Linked DNA regions of Mus musculus: all the other regions are linked to region 3. A link is a loop called in an ENCODE intact Hi-C map of the cell type or tissue named here. Cell type or tissue: left cerebral cortex. All regions are shown on one strand. Each heading gives the region's core, and the rest is flanking DNA. Links, peaks and the distances in the headings are about the cores only.

The links. Hi-C counts contacts between places; a loop is a spot of excess contacts. Peaks named below come from ENCODE experiments on the same cell type or tissue, not always from the same donor. Only the 100,000 strongest peaks of a DNase experiment are listed, where the experiment ranks them.
Region 1: it touches region 3 in a loop (2.2-fold over the local background); 8 of 42 quality-filtered maps call a loop at or near these places.
Region 2: it touches region 3 in a loop (5-fold over the local background); 11 of 42 quality-filtered maps call a loop at or near these places.

Annotation. Positions count from the first base shown.
Region 1 is chr13:45,463,598-45,467,933 of GRCm38, reverse strand. No RefSeq gene overlaps it. Among named protein-coding and RNA genes, the nearest start is that of Gmpr, 42 kb to the left of the region's middle. In left cerebral cortex, for the core only: no CTCF peak of the experiment used is centred there; a DNase peak (open chromatin) is centred at 1,811.
Region 2 is chr13:45,440,154-45,444,489 of GRCm38, reverse strand. No RefSeq gene overlaps it. Among named protein-coding and RNA genes, the nearest start is that of Mylip, 53 kb to the right of the region's middle. In left cerebral cortex, for the core only: a CTCF peak has its summit at 1,694 (motif pointing right); a DNase peak (open chromatin) is centred at 1,799.
Region 3 is chr13:45,387,232-45,391,567 of GRCm38, reverse strand. It overlaps Mylip (myosin regulatory light chain interacting protein), which reads right to left and starts at 1,826. Exons shown (of 7, transcript NM_153789.3): 1 at 1,525-1,826; 2 at 189-379. The coding sequence starts at 1,611. In left cerebral cortex, for the core only: CTCF peaks have their summits at 1,159 and 2,037; DNase peaks (open chromatin) are centred at 513, 802, 1,043, 1,918 and 1 more place; H3K4me3 peaks cover 2,276 bases; H3K27ac peaks cover 1,792 bases.

The sequences.
Region 1 (4,336 bases), core at 108-4,107, 76 kb before region 3:
ATAAGCCAATAAGGTAAGGAAGCTTGGCAAAGGAAATATCCGATGAGGGACTTGAATCTCGACTACATGAAGAACTATTGCAATCCAACACTCCAAACATGGAGAACAGAAATGAGCAAAAACACAGAAGATGCGTGAGTGGCTGGGAAGCACTTGTGAAAATGTCACCATCATTCGTCATCAGAGCGTGGACAGCAAAACCTCAGTTAGATACCATTCCATACCCATTAGGGTGGCGGCTAGAGGGTTTTTTTTTTTTTCTCAAATAATAACAAATGTCAAGAAGAGAATGGACACCTTGGTGCTTTGGGGCACTGATTATTGCAATGATGGGCCCATAAGGCTGTTCTGGAGAGCTGCCTGCTGATACTAAGTATCAGTTTATGAGCACAGAACAGCTATCCTTCTTGCTCTTCATTTATATACTTTTTATACTTTCAAAAATAGGCTGTATACTTTTTTTGTTAATTTATCCCTGAGTATTTTCTTCTCTTAAGTGCTATCTTAAGAATAACTTTCCCAAATTTTAATTTTATTTTATTTAGAAAACATTTATTACACTCATTGATGTGTGTGTTGGAGGAGTGACATATCAGAGGATAACTAGAGGCAGCCGGTTCCTTCCACCAGGTGGGTGCTAGAATCCACCCACCCTCCTGCTTTTTCTGCTGAGCCATCTCAGTAGGCCCTAATGTCATTTCAGCGTATTCATTGCTACTGCATAGAAACACATTGATTTCTGTGGATTGATCTTTTATCCGGCAACCGTGCTAAATACCTGTTAGTTTTAACGGTTTTTAGTGGATGTGTCAGAACTTATTTTTGTAATACAAGATTCTACCATCTGGAACTATAGGGTAACCTCTCCCTCTCTAACCGGACTATGCTGACCTCACGCTTGCTAGTTACCTCACTGAAGACCGTTCAAATGGCAGCTGCAAGAAAGCTGGGTTTTCAGTTCAGCCCTCACTGAGTTGGAGGTTCCAGCTCCTTGAACCAGCCAGCTAGTGCTTAACATTCATCGTGCCACCCAAATCAGGAGAAAACAGACTTCCCAGGACATATTTCAGCAGAGCAGAGCAACTCTTAGGAACTGGGGACGAATCAAGGATGTGTTTAGTTAATTAAAACAAGTGTGTCTGTCCATCTGTCTATCTGTCTGCCTGTCTGTCTGACTGACTGTCTTTCTCAAATATTGGACATCATACCCAGGTAGAACTGCAGCCAGGACTGAACAACTTTCCAGCACCTTAATGCCATCCACACCAGCCATATATACTGGCAGGGTATACTGGCAGGGTATACTGGAAGAGAAACCACTGCTTTTTTTCTGTCTACCAATTCAAGAAGCTGTTTTATTTTCATGCACGGAAAGTTCTATAATCCATTCTAATTAATGAGGACAGTCCCGGCTCTGGCATGTTCTCCAGTTACTTCGAAGCATTCCCGTGCCTCTGGCACATCTTAACATCTCGGGTAGGAAAGACCTCCAAAGAGATCTGTGAGTTTGCACTTGTTTGTGGTCACTGCTGTGTGGTGGAAACACGACACCCCAGACGTCAAGCAAGATGAAATAAACTTCTTGGTCCAGGGGTAAACTGGGCAGAGTGAGCTTTGTGTGGGAGCCCGCAAAGGTGGGAAGTGCCATTCAAAGGTTGCCAGAGCCCGAGAATAAACTTGCCTTGATGAAGTTTCTGGACCTGCTCCAGTGCCCCGAAAGATCCATGCCCAACCTCCCTGAAGTGCACCATTGAGAAAACGCCTTGAGAATAGGTTGACTGGCACGGGCACAACATGGAAAGAATGGCTTTAATGAGCCAAAAAAATGTGGTTTCAAATGCCCCTGCCTCCTAGTGTCACTGCCAGCCTTTGCCAACAGAAGCAAAATCTCTTGGTCACTGGTGCAAACTCCGAGAGACGCCGAGCAAGCCTGTATAAACTTCAAGCCAGTAGGATGCGTTCACATGCAAGCCCATGCGTTCACATGCAAGCCGAGAAGGTTCGCTCTTCGTGAGGACAGACATGTCTGAGCTGATGGAGAGTTGTTTGTCTGGCCTTGAATACCAGCTGGCATGCTGACGGAGCCCCAAGGTCTCCAGCAGGGAGAGGTTTTTTGGTGGGGACTTGTTCTTGGCTCCTGGTAATGGGGTGGGGTAGGGCTAGTTATTCATAGGTGGATTATCCAGTCCAAGGATTCGCTGGCTTTGGGCCTGTTCTCCTGTTTAAAGGTTTCCTGACTGTTAATGCTCAGAAGAGAGTAGAAAACAAGAATTAAAACCATCTTGCCACACGCTAGTCATGTCTGAATGCTATTAGCTCATCGTAAGAGAACAAGGTGTGGTTAAAGTCGAATCTGGATTTTGTAGGAGGGCTTTCCTTCTGTGTTGTTTGTTCCCTGGCTGGGGTGTCTTGGGCCTCTCTTGGGGGGGGGGGTGTCTCCTATAGCTTTACTGGGAAAAGCCATACAGAAGGCAGTGCTATACCCGCACCCAAAGTTTCATACATTCGTGCAATGTACATCCACCCACTACCTGATTCAATTCCCTCTAGTTGACCCACCCACCTCCTCCAAACTGCATGTCCATCCATATATATATATATATATATATATATGTATATATATATATATATATACACACACACATACATATACATAAATACATACACACACACACACACACACACACACGCGCGCGTGCGCGTGTGTGTGTGTGTGTGTGTGTGTGTGTGTGTGTGTGTTTGAGACAGTCTCTCTGTGTTACAGTCCTGGTTGTTCTGAAACTTAATATGTAGACCAGGCGAGCCCCAAACTCATAGAGATCTGCCTGCTTCTCTGCCTCCTGAGTGCTGACATTAAAGGCATGGTCCACCATGCCCGGCTCTATTAACCATATTTAATATATAATTAAAGATGAATATAAAATAATATATAAAATATATTATATACTTATATGATTAAAATAATAGATGTTTAAAATTATGTTTAATTTTATATTTTGTTATCAATAACTCCAACTCCAATTAGTGACACCCATATGTACATGGATGTGTGCCCACCCACTGGGGCATGAGCAGTTGGTCATGTCAACTGTCCATGGCTCCTCCGAGGGGGGCACGGGGCGGGGAGGCTCAGGCCTCTCCCATATCCAGGCTGGAATTTTTACTGGCTTGATCTTGTGCACACAGCCGTACTTTTTGAGACAGGGATTTCTCAATGAACCAGAGGCTCACTGATTCTGCTAGGCTGGCTGGCCAGTGAGTGCCGGGGAGCCACCTGTCTCTGCCTTCCTCCTCCTCAGTCCTGGCTTTGAGCGGTGTGCTGCCATTTGGCTCCTTACCTGGGTTCGAGGGATCTGAACTCAGAGCTTCAGGCTTGCACAGCAGGTATTTGACTAATTAGATCCCAGCCCAATCCTGTTAAATTAAATTAAACTTATTACGTAATTTTATTTATTGAGACAGAGTTCCGCTATGAGGACCAGGCTCCCCTTGAACATGCAGCAAAGCCTTCTGAGAGCTGGGATAACAGGTTTGTACCAGGTTTGTCTGGATTTTGTGATGATTTGGAGAAGGTAACAGATGGCCAGAGGGAAGAGGGAAAAATGGAGGGCTGTGGGAACAAAGAGAAAATCATAAAAATGGTAAATGAACTTATTTCTCAAAAATTGAATAATCAGAGGGTGGGGTCACCTCTCAAAAACCAGTGTCAGGAGAGTCCTGGAACTTAAAAACTTCTTTTCTGTAGAAGCTCTCTAAACCCAGCAATTGCTTTCGCATTACTATGCTGGTGGGTCCGTGGCTTTATCTCTTCATTAACTTCTCTTGCCTTCTGTGTTAGTGGCCGCTTGTGCTTTAATTATAAAATGGATGTATTAAAGTGATTGCAATTATTCTTTAAGCCGGGAAATACGGTTTTTAAATTATTCACATTGAGCTTTCCAGAGATACGTCTTCCCTCCCATCACCCTTTCCTGCAAAGCTGACCCCGAAGGTCAGAATCCAGGCCTTGGTAGCAAACGGTACAATCAGGGTCTATACTTCAGTCTCAGCCTCTCAAGGTTGCTCTTCATTTCCCCTCCGTGCCTCAGCCAATGTGCAGGGATCAGAACTATTGGTTTAAATATCTGGCATTAAAATAGAAATTGGGGGCTGGGGAGATGGCCTGGTGATAAAAATTTATATTAAGAGTCTGATCTTCCAGAGGATCTGGGGTTCAATTCCCAGCACCCACATGACAGCTCACAACTGTCTGTAACTCCAGTTCCAGGGAATCTGACATTCCCATGCAGACGCACACATGCAGGTGAAACACATGACATAAAAATAAATTTTAAAA
Region 2 (4,336 bases), core at 108-4,107, 53 kb before region 3:
GTATCACTTTTAAAAGGAGAGACCTAACCACAGAAGACTATAGGCTATAGACACAACTGTGGGCGATGCTGGCATAAAGCGCTCGCTTTAGTTACAGAAAGGAAAGCTGCTTGCAGGCAGTTCCCTGAGGAATCAAATCACTCCATAGGGAAGACCAACACTGAGGATCTCCCTGTGAAGTTTGCTCACTAACCTCAGATGACACTGGATGCTACCCCAGCCGGTTGGTTATATCACACACAGCACCCACAAGGGCATTTGTTCCCTTCTCTGCTCCTGTCATAAACACTCATATTTGCTTGTGAAAGACAGCTTGCCATTTGGAGGCCAAACCATGGGTTGTCACTAATGAGCTGGCCCTCTGATCATCATTTGCCTAGAAGGTAAGGATTGGCAAGATACAGAAAATAGCTCTGTCCATGACCACAGGCATGTGAGGCAGAAAGAGGTCATCCCAAAACTCCCCACAGAAGGTCCATGGGGTGTGGGGGGGGACTCTTGGTACCCCTCACCCCCCACCCCCACCCCCCCACCCCACCCCCCGGCTAAGAACTAACCCTCTTCCCAAGCTCCGCAAGTCAAAGGTCATCAGAGTCTTGGGTCAGTCTGAGATGGCTTTGGACACACAGGAAGGGCACGGAAAACTAAGAGCTCTTCAGAAACAAAGTAGACAGAAGCCCGAATGAGACGCAAAATCTCAATCATAGATGACAGTTCTCCTAAAATAGCTCGTGGGAGAAAACTACAGTTTACCACTCCTTTTCCCCTCCTCCGCAGTGTCTCAGATGGGGAGGTTTTTAAGATGCATTTTCTAAATATTGGGGGAGGGGGGGGAATGGCCTCCCGTGGATATAAAATCATGAGGGAACATTAAATCTCCATGTTGTATCTCACTTCTGTCTTGTCTAAATGCATCAAAGAACAAGCTAAGAGTCTAGATTCTAGGACATAGAGAATGGTAAACGGTTTTATAGTTTGGATCTTAACTGCCTCACAAAGACCATGGGTGTCTTGAGGAGGCATCAGGGGGTGTTGGAACCTTTAGGAGGTGGGGCCCAGTGCCGGGAAGTTGGGTCCCTGGCACACCCTTAAAAGTGATAAATTAGAAGCCCAGATGTTTCCTGTGTCTCTGCACCCCTGGCTACTGGAGCTTGCAGCCCCTTGTTTTCACACACTCTGCTGTGGTTCACTGTCTGACCACAGGCCCAGGACCTGTGAAGTCAGCATTCACAACAAAAGGTCCCTCGTTTAAGCTGCTTTCTCCAGTTGTTCCCTCATGGCGGCAGAAAGCCCACCAACATGATCGGATTGCCATCCGTTCTACAGCCAGGAAATGCCCGACATACTCATTCCTGCTTGTTTCATGAGCCCCTCCTCCTTGGGAAGCCACATGGGGGCTTGACAGCCTCTCCCTGTGGAGCAGCCCTTGGCCCATAGAGCTTTAAGATGTAGCTGCTGAGTCAAGCTTAGCCATTGTAGCTCAGGAGGGATGATTTTGGGACAGGCCATCTTTCTGGCTCGTTGGCCCATTCCTTGATGGAATTTCCCACTTTTCTGAGGACTATCCACTCCTCTCAAGGATTTCCTATTATGCTAGTTAGTTTGTAATGGAAAAAAAAAAACCAAAAAACAAACAAACAAACCATAAAATGCCTGGTAGTTTATTTTTTTCTCATTTTTGTAGTTCAGCTCAATAACCTCGAGGTGGCAGTAGAGACTCCAACCAATTTTCTTGACTGGATCCAACCGCCTGTACATTGCTTCATAGGATCTTACAGCATTAGGTGACAGGTCAGTTGAGAAGGACTTAGCAGAAGGACTTAGCACAAGTGAGGCGACCTCAGTCAGGACTGTTTGGCTAGAATCTCTGGGAGGGCAGAGCAACCCTCTCCACTCCACCCTTCTGTGAGGTGTGTGTTTCCAGCTTTAACCTTCCCCCTCCCCCATTTTGCAGTCGGGAGTGGTTTGTGCAAACAAGGAACTCTTGTGAGCCAAGCATGAAGTTAGAAGCAAGGCTTGGGATAGGGGTTATTCTAGTTCAGATGTCACTCAAAGCCCTTGGGCAATGCATTTCAAGCCAAATACAAGCATCTTGACTTTTAATTGATTTACACTAAAATACATATCTAAGCTCCAGTTTTAAATGGAAAAGTGTTTGGTTAATAACTTCCATTAACCCAACATCGTTTTAATGACTAGAGGTAAGGAGCGAGATTGGATTTCCTAAACAACACAGCCAATACCCACAACAAAACAAATGTAAGTGGAAAAGCACGCTGGGAACGAACAGCTTGCTCCCGCAAATCAAGTTTTCCAAAAGCCAGGTGGTAGGAGGGCTTTCGTAACATGCGTGTTCCTATTCTTAAATTTTAATTTGAAGAAAAAATAGACAGAAGAAAAGTAGTAATGTTGCCCATTGCTGGGACAAATTCCTAGCAAAGAAAGGAAAAGGCGCCATGGTGAGTCACGACCCTTCACTGTGGGTCTGGCTGAAGTGTACCTGTTACAAGGACTTTTCTGGGGAATACACATCTCATTTCAGACAGGGCACAGAGGACGGATCACAGCAACGGTTCTTCCTACAACAAACCAAAGGGAAAAAAAATGTCACCCAGGTCCAATTTGGTGAATCAAATGAATTGATGGAACTTATGGGGGCACAGACTGGGAGCTACCTACAGGATCAGAGGTGACTCATAAACATCTGCATCCCTGAAAAGGGCCACCCCATCATGCCTAATGACTCCTAGAAGCTATATCATAGAGTCCAGGCCTTCGGTGAACCGCAATGCTATACATTTTCTGGTACCTTCCAACATAACTGTTCAGCTGAGGCAGAATTACATACAGCTGGGAGGTGACCGCAATGAGGCGTGATTGGCTAGAATCTCTGGGAAGGCGGACCAACCCTCCCCACCCCACCCCACCCCTCTGTGAGGAAAACACCAACAGGCTGGATCACCAATGGCTGTTAATGCTCAGAAGACAACATACTGCAGCAAAACTCTACAGTGCTGGCTACTGGGCCTCGCCTGTCACATTAGTATGTGTCTCAGCACTGTGACAAAACAATTGATAAAAACAACTTGAAGGAAGGCAGTGTTTACTGTTGGCTCGAAGCTTGAGGGTTGGCCACATCTCGGTGGTGACCTGAGAGGAGATCAGACATGTCATACCATGACCAGGTAGGGGAGAGAGATAAATACTGTGGTCCACACAACTTTCTCCCTTTAATTCAGCCAGGAATCCTAACCTGTGAATCTCGCCCACCCACCTTTAGGGAGGGATTTCCTTCTTCAGGGAACAGTTCTTTCCGGAGACATCTCTATAGACACACCCAGGAGCGTGTTTCCATGGTGATTCTAAACTCCCATAAAGTTGAGAAGATTATCACACCAGCCTTTCTTGTTTGCGGCTCAATAAGATCACAGCAACATATATTCGTTTTAAAAATAAAGCAAACAAAAACCCCAAGCCAGCAGTGTCTGAGTACTGTAAGCTGCAATTGCTGACGGAATGGCGCCTTGAGAAACTCATTGCCTGGATGTCTACTTGAAGCCCATTGTATACAAGGCACTTGGTTGAGCAGTGAGGGCCAGGCTGGTGCTTTCTGGCTGTAGATACAATGATTCGTCTTTATTTTACCACTTTCCCCCCCAAAAGGAGAGAAAATGATTTACACTTGGTATAACTTGGTATATAGGGCTCATAAAACCAATCTAGGGACAGCAAAACGGCAAGGTGGGTAAAGTTTCTAGCTGCCTGTATAATAGAAGAACCAACTCCCACAAGTTGTCCTATCCCTTCCACCCCCTCGTCTTTCCACTCCCCCCTTCTCTTACACACACATACTAAACAAATGAAACAAATACCTAACCTAAAACATTAATGTGACTGGATAAATTCCAACCATTTCAAGTAAAACCTCCACGATTCCCCTTTCCCAGAGCATTTACAACCCTGAAGCTGGCTATAACATTCATTGTCCCCATTTTTACAGGCCTGTTAATGTAGTTTCTGTTCCTGCTTAGTCCAATCCCAGTGGAGTGTGTGTTGTGTTTATTGGCATGGCTCCATGCTTTTTACTGTTTGTGGGCATGCTACTCTGAGAAACGGCTTGCTCTTCTCTGTGCCCGCACTCTTGCAGAGGACGCTGTCAGAGCAGCTGACTGAAATAAATGTAAGGGTCACACACTGATACCATGAGCTACTAAACAATGAAAAAAAGCTGTGTGTGTGTGTACACGCATGCATGTGTGTGTGTATGGTGTGGATGTTGTGTGTGGTGTGTGTATGGTGGGCATTTGATGTGTGTGTGTATATGTGTGTAGTGTAT
Region 3 (4,336 bases), core at 208-4,207:
ACAAAACAAAAAACCAAGTGTTGAAAAACCCACCCAGGCCAACTGTGCTTTGGAAAACTTGAATTTTTCCTGAACTTCCTTTGCACCAAGTCAATTTTGCCAGGGAACATCTCCGGGAGGGCACGATAGCTACCACTAAATGGAATCTGAGGTGTACTTGACATTGGTTTGTTTCGGCCTCGCTTTACCTTGTCTGCTCCTGTAAGATGAGATGAGGCTCCACAAAGAACTTGACCCTCAGTTTAAGGCGGTAAGGTGCCAGCCCATCCATCTGCTGGGAGATCCGGTTTCTCAGATTCAGCCATAAGCTCTCACCTTTGCTCCCCGTGAACTGCAGCCCAAAATAATCAACCTCGATGATCCCTAGACGCCTGCACACCTAAAAACAAAACCAAAGGTATGGGGTGTGAGCAGTGCAAACCTAAGGGCTCCATCCGAGGAGAGGACTGGCCCCTGCTTTCCCAAAGTTCTACCTTCTTGCAATGCCAGTTGGTAGACCGACCGGAAAAACAAGGTTTTAAGGAAACAGCAAAGCCAAAACGCAGCCCTCCAGTGGAGGCTTGGCCTTGCTTGACTATTTCTAGGGTCTGACCAATGGCACAGGGAAAGGGGTCCCCCCAAAACAGACTTCCCAAAAGGCTGAGGTAGAAGAACACACAGGGTGTTTTATTTCTTATTCCAATCGCTGGAATTCCCCCCGCCACCCCCCCCCTCCGCCCCGCAGCACCATCTGCACAGCTGATTTGGCAGCGTATTATCTGGACAGTTTTAACCATCTGGATTCCAAAAACACAAACGCATTGAGGAAGCATGCTACAAGTGTCAGCTAAGCTTTACAAGCGCCTTTCCAAACAGCTCAGGTCCACAGGTCTCGTAGACACAGTATTTCAAGGGGTCAAATGGGCCTGCCAATATCCATTAGGCACACCCCGTTAGGAGCCTTAGTCACCCTTAAGAAAACACACGTGTAAAGACCCCTCAAGAAGGAGGCTGCCTGCAGAACCGTCCCCCGCAAATTACTCAATATACTCTGGATCCCTAGCAAGCCTAGAGTGTCAGGTGAACAGTCCTTCTGAGAAGCGGCTTGAGATTCGGGCCCACCTGATCAGCTAGGGAGCCCCGGGGCCAGCGACCGCTTGCAACCATCTCATCCCGGGACGCGGGTGGCGCTGCCGGGCTTTGCAAGGACTCCACGGGAGGCATCACACACACACACACCTGCGGCAGGTGTGCCGGGCCACCTTCTTTAGAGAAAAGTGCCAGGCTAACGGACAGGGTGGAGGTTCCCAGCAGTGTTCTGGTCTCCGGGCCCCGGATCCCCCACCGTAAGCGTCCTCTATGCTCCCCCCGCCCCCCCCCCACCGCACTCTCCACTCGCGGGGAGGAGGAGGAGGCTGGAGCCTGGCGTCCCGGGAGCACTCCACGGGCCGCTGCTGCAACGTCGCCCGGCTCCCGGGGAGCATCCCCGAGCCCCGAGGCTTCCCGGGGACAAGAAGGGATCCCCTTTCCGATCGCCGCCCTCACCTGGTTGAGACAGTCCTCGCCGTTGGCTTTTGCCTCCACCTCTACCTCCATCAGCACCGCGTCCGGCCTCGTCACATAGCACAGCATGGCTGGGGCCGCCGCCACCGCCGCTTCTTCTCGGGTGTGCGCCGGAGCTGTCGCCTCACCGCAATTGCTCCAAGTCGACTCCGGGCTCCGTGAGGAAGGTGCAGCCGTGCGGCCACCCGCCCTGCACCCCACGCAGCCGCCACTCGCGTCCCCGCCACCCCCACGACAGCCAGTTCCCGGGAGCTACACGGCCGCGCCGCTCCGACAGCCCTACTGCCTGCGCCGCTACAGGCACGCGTCTTTTATAGAGGCCCCGCCCCTCCGGCACCGGACTCCGCCAATCACAGCGTGCTTGCCCCTCCTCCCCAGCTCCGGCAACCAATTCCCAGTCTCGGTGGGCTGAAGCCCCGCCTCCCGGCACCGCCTGTGGAGCTGCGGGAGGTGGGAGCCCATCCTCTCCCCAATCCCCAGCACGGTCGCGGCCTCTGCCACTGGGCGACGCTCCTCCCAGCCCGCTGTCGCCCGCAGCTCCAGGGGACGCCTTTCTGTCCGGGTTTGAGAGAACTGTGATCAAAGGCTCCTGTGATGCTACGTTGCTACTACGGTTCTCAGGACTCCTGCGTGGGGTTACTCTAATAACCAGGTGGTTTGTGAAAGCCAAAAGAGAAGCAAGCAAGACAGAGAGCCTAAAGAAGAGGCTTTTCCGCTGGCATTTGCCACCGTGGGTTGTCAAAAGAAGAATCTAAGTAGAAAAGTTTTTGCAGCTGACCCAATATAAGCCGGTAATTTGATCCAAGCACCATTCTTATATTAACTCGTGCCAAGGGTTTCTATGTGTGGGTTCTGCTACATTGAAACACCTTACCAAGTTATGTCACCCAGCCTATCTCTCATCCAATTCGTTCACTATACACCTGGTACACTCCCTGCCCTTTCTTTCAGACACCCAGATGTTACCCCATCTTAAAGATAACAGGCTCATCTCAGGACCTAGCAGGATGGGAATCTCAATACAAGAGATTAGTGGTTAAAGGTGTACAACCTTCATATTTTTACCACCTGTTTCTCTTGGCCTATACTGTCTTTTTTGGTTTCTAAGATAAGCCGGGAGATATGGGTTTCAGCCTTGGATCTTTGGAAAACTCCATCTCTCTGAAGCTCAGTGTCCTCGCAGAATGGAGACTAGCTATTTTTGGACACCCCCTCCTGCAAGCCGCCCCCCCTCGCCCCAGCACCGCTGGGAAGCAATCTAGCCATCCCTGCCTGCCAATGACCCTATCTCTGTGCCGTTTGTTTGCTGTGCGTTTAAGACGAAGTCTTGCTGTATAGCTCAACCTGGTGGTGCACCTCGTACTTGGGCTCAGTGATATTTATTTCTGACGATGGGGAAAACATCGGAGAAGGACTGGGATCTTAGCAGAGCCCTCGCGGAGAGAACTGTTCAGTCTTTTGGCTTTGTGTTTCAGGAACACATGGTACAGTTCTCGAACTGCTCCAAGTCCAGTGTAAGCTTGCATTCATCCACCGGTCTACTGCTCATTCCTTTCCTTCCCGGAAGCAGGTCTGGCACGTGTACCTGGGAGATAACATTTAGATTATCTAATCTGTGGCCCATCGCTGGAAATTTCACCATAAGGAGAGGAGGCAACATGGAAATTGGTTGTATTGCTTAATATTTTTGAAAGGCCAAAACTTAACCAGCTTAAACAAGGGGGAACTTAGGGGACAGATTTGGGGAAATTCCTAGATACTGGGAGTAGAAAGGAGCTGAAGAAGAACAAAAATAAACAAACAGAATAAACAAAGACAAGACAAGAAACAAAAACAGAAACATTTCTATTTAACTATCTTTAAAACTATCTTACTTTGGGGTTTGGCAAGGATTTTTTTTAAATGGCTTTCTTTCATAGAAATGATTCTATATTTATATTTTTAATATGAGCAGCTAAATAATTTGTAGAAGCGAAGGAAATGTCAGGTTTAAAATTTTTAATTAAGAAAAATTTAACAACCATCAGTTACTTACAAACCAGTTGCATGGCTAACAATGACATAGGCATCTCTTTAACCCACATCCATTGAATTCCTTCTGTGAGATCCTCAATAAAGAGCTAATCATTTTAAAACCAAGTATCTCCAGAAAAGAGCCAGCAAAGGGGCTCTGTGGATTAAGGTACCTGCCACCAAGCCTGATGACCTGAATTTGACCCCAAGACCCATGGAGCAACAACCACAGGTTGTCCTCTGACCGATACGTGTTACATATATGAACACTAAAGTGTAAAAATTAAACTAAGGCATCGCCAGTTACTACTGAAGAAAAGAGGTGGTTTTAACAAAAGAGATCAAGGGCTGGGATTGAAACTCAGTTGATAAAGTGATCACGTAGTATGGACTTAGCCCCGAGTACCATCAAGTGGCCCTGGTGGCAACAGTGTGCCACCACTGTGTAATGGCAACAATGTGCCACCACTGTGTGTAATGGCAACAGCGTGCCACCACTGTGTGTAATGGCAACAGCGTGCCACCACTGTCTGTAATGGCAACAGTGTGCCACCACTGTGTGTAATGGCAACAGTGTGCCACCACTGTGTGTAATGGCAGCAGTGTGCCACCACTGTGTGTAATGGCAGTGGTGAGACACCACTGTGTGTAATGGCAGCGGTGTGACACCAGGCCAGCAATCCCAGCAGCACTTGCAGGATAGAGGTAGAAGCATCAGAAACTTGAGGTCATTGTAGGTTAAGTAGGGAGTTTGAGGATATCTTTAGCTAAAGACTAGACC